Regions from separate parts of the Mus musculus genome. Here region 1 is linked to region 2. The links are chromatin loops, found by intact Hi-C in ENCODE. Cell type or tissue: left cerebral cortex. All regions are shown on one strand. Links, peaks and the distances in the headings refer to the core of each region. The heading gives the core; the rest is flanking DNA.

What was found. Hi-C counts contacts between places; a loop is a spot of excess contacts. Peaks named below come from ENCODE experiments on the same cell type or tissue, not always from the same donor. Only the 100,000 strongest peaks of a DNase experiment are listed, where the experiment ranks them.
Region 1: a loop joins it to region 2, with 2.0 times the contacts of the local background. A loop is called at or near these places in 2 of 42 quality-filtered maps.

The regions. Positions count from the first base shown.
Region 1 is chr5:149,437,542-149,441,928 of GRCm38, reverse strand. Tex26 (testis expressed 26) reads right to left here and starts at 2,269. Exons shown (of 7, transcript NM_029464.2): 1 at 2,142-2,269. The coding sequence starts at 2,202. In left cerebral cortex, for the core only: no CTCF peak of the experiment used is centred there; DNase peaks (open chromatin) are centred at 677, 1,620, 2,042 and 2,222; H3K4me3 peaks cover 1,200 bases; H3K27ac peaks cover 1,317 bases.
Region 2 is chr5:149,377,018-149,381,404 of GRCm38, reverse strand. It overlaps a transcript of Medag not described here. Among named protein-coding and RNA genes, the nearest start is that of Gm38753, 12 kb to the right of the region's middle. In left cerebral cortex, for the core only: no CTCF peak of the experiment used is centred there; DNase peaks (open chromatin) are centred at 623 and 1,830; H3K27ac peaks cover 1,384 bases.

The sequences.
Region 1 (4,387 bases), core at 139-4,138, 61 kb before region 2:
GGTTTAGTTGGATAGGGATCTGGCAGGGGAACTGAGATGTGAAGTCAAGAGTCTGAGGCACAGCAAACGACCCACTGTGAGTGAAGAAAACAGTCTGGCTGCCAAGGCTGCTACCTCATAAAGCCTTACCCTGGTAACCATGGTGACTTATCCCTGGTGTTCATGGTCCTGTAAATAATCAGGATGTAGTGACATAAGCCTTGAATCCCAGCACTCGAGCAGGAGAGGCAGCCTTGTCTCTATGAGTTTGAGATCGGGTTGATCTACATAGAGAGTTTCAGGCTAGCCACGGCTACACAGTGAGACCCGGTCCAAAAAAAAAAAAAAAAGTTACTGTCTGCACTTAGAACCTAGAGCTGGCTAGTGAGCACATAACTTAATGGTTTTGTGTGTGTGTGTTTTGTTTTTTTTTTTTGTTTGTTTGTTTGTTTGTTTTTCGAGACAGGGTTTCTCTGTATAGCCCTGGCTGTCCTGGAACTCATTTTGTAGACCAGGCTGGCCTTGAATTCAGAAATCCACCTGCCTCTGTCTCCCGAGTGCTGGTACTAAAGGCATGAGCCACCGCGCCCGGCTATAACTTAATGTTTTAAGCCAGGACTCTGTGCTTTTGTATAGCAGCTGTGACAAGAGGACAATAGCCCAGGATTGCTCACTTATGCTCAGGAGTGACTCAACAGCAGGCATCAGCTGTCTCTTCTTTGGGGACAAAGATTAGAGATGACATATCTCACACTCTTCTTGGGAGGGTGACTTTAGCAGCAATGGAAGATGGGATTGTGGCTGTGACAGACCCAAGGCTGAAGGGGCAGATGACCCAGCAGGTGAGGGCTGAACAAAAGAGATCTGTAACCAATCAAGGGCTCCTTCTCTAACAGCCTGGGCCCTCTTCATTGTACTCTCAACTTCTGGAAGGTTCCAAGGAGGACAGGAAGGTGATTTTTGTCCACACTGAGGCACAGGGGCCTCTGGGCCATGCATGGAAACTGCCTGATCAAGAGCGGGATAGTTCAGTCTGAACATTTGGCATTGGGTACTGAGTGTAGACAGTAGAGTCCCTGGCAGTTTGTGCAGCACCGGAAGTCCTGGGGTACGTGATCAATTCCGTAAGAGGAGGAATCCTAACTCTTATCTGTTCCAGACAAGGAAGGAGACTACTGGCCTAGGAAAATACCTGACAGACAGAGTGTTTAGAAAAAGGGAAATGGAAATTAAGGAGTGCCCTTGGGGATCCTGGGAGCTTTTCCCTCCTCCATCTCCTGACCTCGCCGTCCTATAGAATCTGAAAACATTTAACATTTTTTTTAACTGAATACGCTCCTTCCCGCCCTCCCCCCTCACACACACACTCCAGCTTTCCACTCTTCGTTTACAGAGAACTAGATTGGAATGTAAACACCCACTTCATTGTTCTCTTAGGAGCATCATTCTAAAGAATCCTCACAGCCCCTTAGCCAGCTCGGCTAGACGGCTGCAGCCGGCCATTATTGCTCCGAAGGGATGGATACGCTGACTGTGCACTCAGTAATAATGCTACTCGAGTCGCAACTAACAGCCAGGGGAGGTGATGTCTCTTCACCAACGCAAAACGCTGAGCTGGTAAACCCGCTGCCGCCGCCGCAAGCAGAACCACAGAGCAAGGCTCTCCATCTGTCACCTGGCAGAGCGCCTTTGAAAAGGGCTCAGCTCCCAGCCCAGTCTGCAGACAGAGCAGCCCTGGCCGGCTGATCCCGCCCCTCCCCTCCCTCCCGCCCCACTGAATTTGCTGTTTGCGACTTAAAGAACCAGCCAGACTCCTTCTCTCCCTCCATTACGTCCCCAGTTCTGTTCATTTGTCTTCGGCTCTGTTGTCCTTGGAAGGACACTAGCTGTGGCTTTATCATGTCTCCTCAGGGGTTTCCTTAAGTATTTAAAGGGACACCCCAGAGTTTTAGAGAGGGGAGTATAAAGGGCTGGACAGGAGTGTGATTTTGGACAGCTGATCTTTCTCCCTGACTCACTTGCGCCTCCCTGCCATCTCTAAAAGCGAGGCAAACCTCTCACGATTGATGCCCTTGGGGAAAAAAAAACTGCCTTATTTAAAACAACTCCACCGCACACACAGCACACCACGCCCCGCAGACCCGCAGCGTGGGCAGTCTTACTTGACTGGAGCTTGGGGTCACATTGAGCAGGGCACGAAACCTTGTTCCTATACCGGGCCATCTTGTCCCAAAAGGTCGCCTTCCCGCCCTGACAAGGCAGTAGTACTCCGCTCTGCGCCCCACCCTCTGCGCGTGCCTTTGTGAAGCGTCGCTATGGAGACGCCTCAGTCTCCGCCCCTGGACCCAGAGGGTGAGCGCATCACGCTGATTCCTGACTTTCATGGAGTGCCCTAATCCAATAGTTCTCAACCTATGGACTACGACTCCTTGGGGGTGGGGGGTGTCGAACGAACTTTTCACAGGGGTCACCTAAGACCATCAGGAAACACAGATGTTACCATTATACATTACAATTCATAACCGTAGCAACATTACAGTTATGAAGTAGCCACCAAACAATTTGTAGTTGGGGGGGGGGTCACCACCACATGAGGAACTATATTAAAGGGTCGCAGCATTAGGAAGGTGGAGAGACACTGCTCTGGTCCTTGCAATACTATGCCATTGTTTTATGTATTGGCAAATACGAGCAAACTGGAAAAGGCTGGAAAAAAAAAGTTTATTTTAGCCTGGTATACTGGTGCTCACCGGTGATCCGAGAACTCAGGAGGCTAAGGCAGGAGCCCAACCCTGGAAAGAGATGCCTTGTCTCAAAATATTAAATACCCCGAATATTAAAAACCCAGAAGCAGACAGACAGACGCCCAACCGCAAATTTGTGTCCATTCATAATTTTCAATGTAAGCAAAATTGGGCAAGGTTGGCATGGAAATCTGTAGGACACAGCGACTACACTCAAGGATGAGAAAGATGTGGTATAAGGGAAAGGTAAAAGTTTCGGCATCAGGTCTGTGTGAGGTCAACCCAGAGCATCCTAAGCTAGTGTCTAGTTACTTCAGGGAAACATTGGGCACAGGCTAATTACGGAGAGTCCAGAGGGATAATGGATGCAGCAGGGTCATCCTCCACTACATAGTTTGTCCAGGGGCAGCCTGGGTTACACCAGACCTTATTTTTAATAAATACAAAAAATCCCAAACTATATTCCTAGTACCAATCATAGGATGCCACTTTGTTACTGTACACTGGCCGGCTGATCCTACCCACTTATACATGTTAGAGTGTGGCTTTTAATTTTTTTCCACTTGTGATCACACTGTGCCTGAGAAATTTTTATGCCAGCTAGAGTATATAAGGTATATAAGACAAATACACAGGTCACATGTTTATTGATAATGAACCATGAGGAGCTTTATTTTAAAAAGCAATTCATTGCTGTGCATACAATTTTACCATCTATGAAAGATATGAAGCAAATTTGCATATTAATGAGACGTCATATTATTGAGGTTGCATATTAATGAGATGACCTGTTTATCTTACATAAATAATTAAATCTCGGCTGAATAGGAGATGCTGAATATGAGACCATCTTCGGGGCTTTTCAGAATCCATCAATATTTTGGTTCCTATAATCACCAGTACTTGGAAGACCATTTTGGATAAATGCCTGGCACAAAAGGTCAGAAATGTGCTTAGGACCACTTCAAAAAACACTTGGAAGTTCTGCCCTGATCCCAAGCCAAAACTCACTTAAAATGTTTTTATAAAATTCAGGACAGCAAATCAAATAGCAATTAAAAAAAAAAAAAGAAAGAAAGGAGCATTCCTAAGTGAGACTCAAAGGGAAATGGGAAGGACTGCATCAAGGATCCCAGTTCTTTAGTGGGGATGTGGACAGCGTGTGTCAAAATGTCCACCATAGCTTTCTTCCGGGATACCATGACCTAGTCTTGTCTCTGTGGTCTAGCTGAATACCATAAACCCTGCATCCCTTTTATCTCGATGTAATACCCTGGTCTTCTTGTTCCGCTATACACAGTAACCTCACTCCTCTGTTCAACTCTATATAATAAACACTCTGAGCTTGCTTGATTTGATTTTGAATTACCAGTTAGCATTGAACATCCAGAAACCTTGTAGTGTTGTCAGATTGATTGATTGACTGATTATTGATTGTAGCTCTCTGGTTCACTTATGGGACCCCCTCACAACACAAGAAACTATGTATTAATCACTGACTGCAAAGGGTATTTCATGTTCATAATCTTGGCAACTGCCTGACTATTGGCCACATAGCAGGTTCTTAGTTACTACTGAATGCCTCCAGATGAGAACATGGCTACCACTTGCTCTTAGAAAGAGAAGACAGGAAATGCACAATGGACATTTCTGGAACCTTGTTT
Region 2 (4,387 bases), core at 119-4,118:
TGAAGACTCGTCTATGCATGTGGCCACTGGGGGTGTTATAAGAATACAGCAGTTATTCTGGTGGGTCTGCCAAACAAGAAGAGGACAATTACAACGTCCTGGTCAACCTCTGCTACTGATGCAGTGGTTGGTTGACATGCTTTTCATTCTCAGGGGGCAGGGGATGGGGGAGGGGGGGGACTGCAGGCCTGGGCAAACAGACCATAGCAGTTCACCAGAGGCTGTACATGGAAGGGAATGGGAAAAGTGGACTCCTTCTCTTCTTCAGACAGACAGACACAGAGAGGGAGAGACAGACAGACAGGGAGAAAGAGAGACAGAGAGAGACAGAGAGACATGGAGAGAGAGAGACACAGAGAGAGAGATCAGTCTTGTTTCTCAGGCTATGTTAGACCCCACTGAGGCTGGTAATGACACGTATATATTTATGTACAGTGGGCTTTAAAAAATAGCTTAGGGAGTTCCTATTTTATCATATTTTTTAAGCTCAATTTTCAGCCACAGTCACTACTGAAAAAAAAAAAAATAAGAAAAAAAATCAGAAAAGGGAACTTGTGGGAAAGTGCCTCTCTCCCTCAGGCCTGCTTAGCTGTCACCATGGAGACGCCCGATGGGTCCAGGAATGACTCCCTGGATTCGCTGACAGAGCCTTTGAAATGGAAGCAGCTAGAAGCACAAAGACAAACTTAATGTGCAGTCCTTGAAGAAAGAGCCTTTGACTCCCGCCTGCCATGAGCAGGGAGCCTCAGACAGCAGGCATGCCCCTCTCTGCTCACAGGCATCATTATTTGAGGTGCTTTGCCGCAGAGAGCAGAGGTCCAACCGCTTCTTTGCCTCCCATCACCATTGAGGAAACACTCCTGCAAGGTCTTAGGGGTGAGACTGGGAAAAGAGAGGCAGGGTCTCTGAGATTACGGAGAGAGTGTGTGAGAAGCATACTGGATGGCCTGGCTCAAGGACAGTTGAAAACAACCCCCCCCCCCCCACACACACACCCGCCATCAGCTGTCCCTTTTGCTGCACAAAGCTGTAGATTCCTTCAGACCCAGAGAAGGCAGGCTACCTATGCAAATAAATGGCTTTGGCTTCCATCTCCCTGTGACAATGATCGACAGATGCAGGGATGACCAGAGTATTATCCACAGCATTCCTCTGCAAGTATCCTATGTAAAGGAATGCTACAGATAAAAGCCCCATCCTTGGGTGCTGACCCTGGGAACCCACACAGCACACCCACTGCCCCAATACAGATTGCCGCTCTCCTGAAGGTCTTGACCAGACAGTGGGATAGGATCTCTCACAGGGACTGCCCAAAGCTGCCAAGCTCCGCAGAATAGTTGGTACCCTTGAGGACACATCGCCACCCAAGGTGCCAATCAACACAGCTGACCCAGAATGCATGGCGCCTTCTCTGTGGAGGAGGGTACCATCTCCTCCAAGCCTGTTCCTGACCTATCACTACCACAAGACACAGCTGGCCCGAATCCCCTAGTTCAAAAACGCACGGGATCGACCCCCTTTCTTTCCTGCAAGGCAAAGGCAGAATGAAGCCATGTATTCTTTCCTTCTCTGGCCTGGTTACTGCAGACCTGCCTAACCTGGAAGAGGAACAAGAAATAAAGGCCATGGAGAGCCTGGATCGCCTCCTCGGAGCTATTTATTCTGATTTCCCGACAAGCGAGTTAATTGGATGGGCCCTGGCGACAGACATTCCAGACTAAAAACCCATAGCTTTCTACCAAAACAACATATTGCTCCGTACTCTATTTCTACATTGGGACTTGGAGCCGCCGGACCCGGGAAACCGAGGTAGAGTGAGTCACACCGGCCCAGTCCCACAACAATGCTGTTCCCCTGTGTGTGTTTGCTGTTGCTTGCAGGCATTGCTGGGTTGGAGTGCAAAGGCATCCAAAGTGGGGAAAAGAAACAGATGCTCCTTTTGGACAAGCCCAGCAAGCGAGCGGGAAGGAATTGCGCTGTCTGATGCTGCTTCCTGGTCCCAGCTGCCTTTGACACTTGTAGGTTCCCTTCACACAGCCCAGTGTTCTCATTCCCATGGGCCACACCCACTCAGGACACACCTGGGCCACTAGCCCAGACAGTATGGTGCCTAACTCACTGTTTCTCCAATGAGGCAGGGCTGCTCCCATGTTCCCAAAGGAAAAAGCAAACGCCAGGCAGGCCTGAAACTCTGCCAACCACAAAGTTACTCAGGAGGGCTCTGCACTCTCCCTCCCGGCCATGACCACTGACCCAGCCTTCCTGCACTCCCCACAAGCTGGTCTGGAGCTGAGCACTGACCTAGAAGTTTCCATTTCATCCTTGCCCCAACACCAAAAGCCCAATTCTAACCTCAAACTTGGAAACAGAGACACTCCAGTCTAGAACAGTTAAGAAAGCGACACAGTCTCCCGAGAGGAAAGTGGTTCCAGTCCCTCACTCAACAGCAGGGCGGTGCTGACCTCCCTGCGTCCAGCCATGACCTGCCCTCCCTAGGGCAGGACCCCAGGGAGCACAGACAGCCCAAACTGAAACAAGTTCAAAGCTCCCAGGACCTGATCTCGGCCACCAGGATCAATTCATGCCTCATCACAGCTGCCTCGGAGGAATGGGGCCCCAAGACAGTCACCAGGGCTTTCTCCTGGCAGATGGCAGCTGACTCTGGCATTCTCATGTGGCTTCTGGGCATCCAGGGTGAGGGTGGGGGGAGAGCAATAAGACATTTCAGGTCCATTGATTCGTTCCTATCGATTAAACCTTCGTAAGTGGTTTCAGTTGTAGCATGGAAGATTTTAAGTCAAGATTTTACAACAAACCAAGAAGACAACTAGATCTGAGGAGCTAGAAGGTTTTGTACTTCCTAGATAAGGCTTTGCTTACTGAGGAAGTCTATGCAATTTCTGTCTGTCTGTCTGTCTGTCTGTCTGTCTCACCTTTTACATAGCCGAAAGTCCTACTATGTATAGTCACATGAGTCTGGAAGATTCTAAATGAAGGAGCCCTTGGGTATTTGTAGTTAGCTTGATGACTCCCAGCTTATCAGGTGGCAGAGGGCGTGTGTCAGTTCAGATTTTGGATCACAGGCAGGCTGTGTCCTCTGGGTTTACAGACTTACTTGATTTGGCACACTTGATGCTTTTCGTGGAAAACCTGACTCTTGTTGGAGAAAATCAGTTGACACAACAACCTAAGGGGCCATTTGGCCCAGGAGGCCGTGGTGGCACAGGTTGGCGTCAGATCTCCTTAGACAGTGCCTCCATCAGCTTAACATTGCCACCTTCCTGGTGTCTTTAAGAATATAAGTGGAGGGGCTGGAGAGATGGCTCAGTGGTTAAGAGCACTGACTGCTCTTCCAGAGGTCCTGAATTCAATTCCCAGCAACCACATGGTGGCTCACAGCCGTCTGTAATAGGATCCTATGCCCTCTTCTGGTGTGTCTGAAGACAGCGACAGTGCACTCATATACATTAAATTAATTAATTAATTAATTAATTAAATGCTTTACAAAGAATATAAGCCTGTAACATCATGAGACACTGCTGCCAGGTGCCAATCTCTCAAACACGCTCCTTTCTATTAAGGGAAATTCTAAGCCCTGGCAGGCGCCGTGATAGGGCATCATAGCACAGCGACAAGCTTTTGCATCGAAGGGTCGGTCTGATTCTCGCCCTTATTTTATGTCTTCATAGGAAAAAAAAAAAGTCAAATCAAGTCTATTTCTTCTTTTCCTTCTGGGGGGGAAGTCAGAAGTACTCATCAGGTGTGGAGATACAAACTTGCTTCTTCCCACTGACAACCCCCAACCCCCACTCCCAACACTGAGGGAAGTGTTCACTTCCGCCTAATGAGAGATCCAGAGCAGGAGGGGAGTGTGGTGTGGAGGATAAAGCCCAATCTACTGTTTATTCTGGCGCTAATCACAAGTGGTTTACAGAAAAATGCCCTCATTTGCTTCCAGCAGCTCCAGCCTCTCAGCCATGTGAAAGCTGTCTTCAGAGTCAATTGCCTGTCATTTTACTGATTTATGTTGAACAACGGCAAGGACCCCTCGAGGTATTCGTAGCTGGCTTGATGATTCACAGCGTATAAAGTGACACTGGGCAGTGTGCTTTGGTTCAAATTCCATCAAGATGGAATTTAAATTCCCTCCACTGTGTGTTCGCTGGGGAAATGCTTTGATGAGCAGGACCATTGAGCCTTAAAAGAAGGAGCAAGAGCAACCTGGGCTTCTTCAAATGGTGGCAGAGGCTGAGCCACATCTTCTTTTAGCCCTGGGATGTAAAAATGATACTCGAAGTGTTTAAAACAGCCATCATAGATGAGTTTCCCCAAGGAACGCCGATGAATGACAAAGGACAAAACCCATCCTGTAAGGTCGAAGGACCTG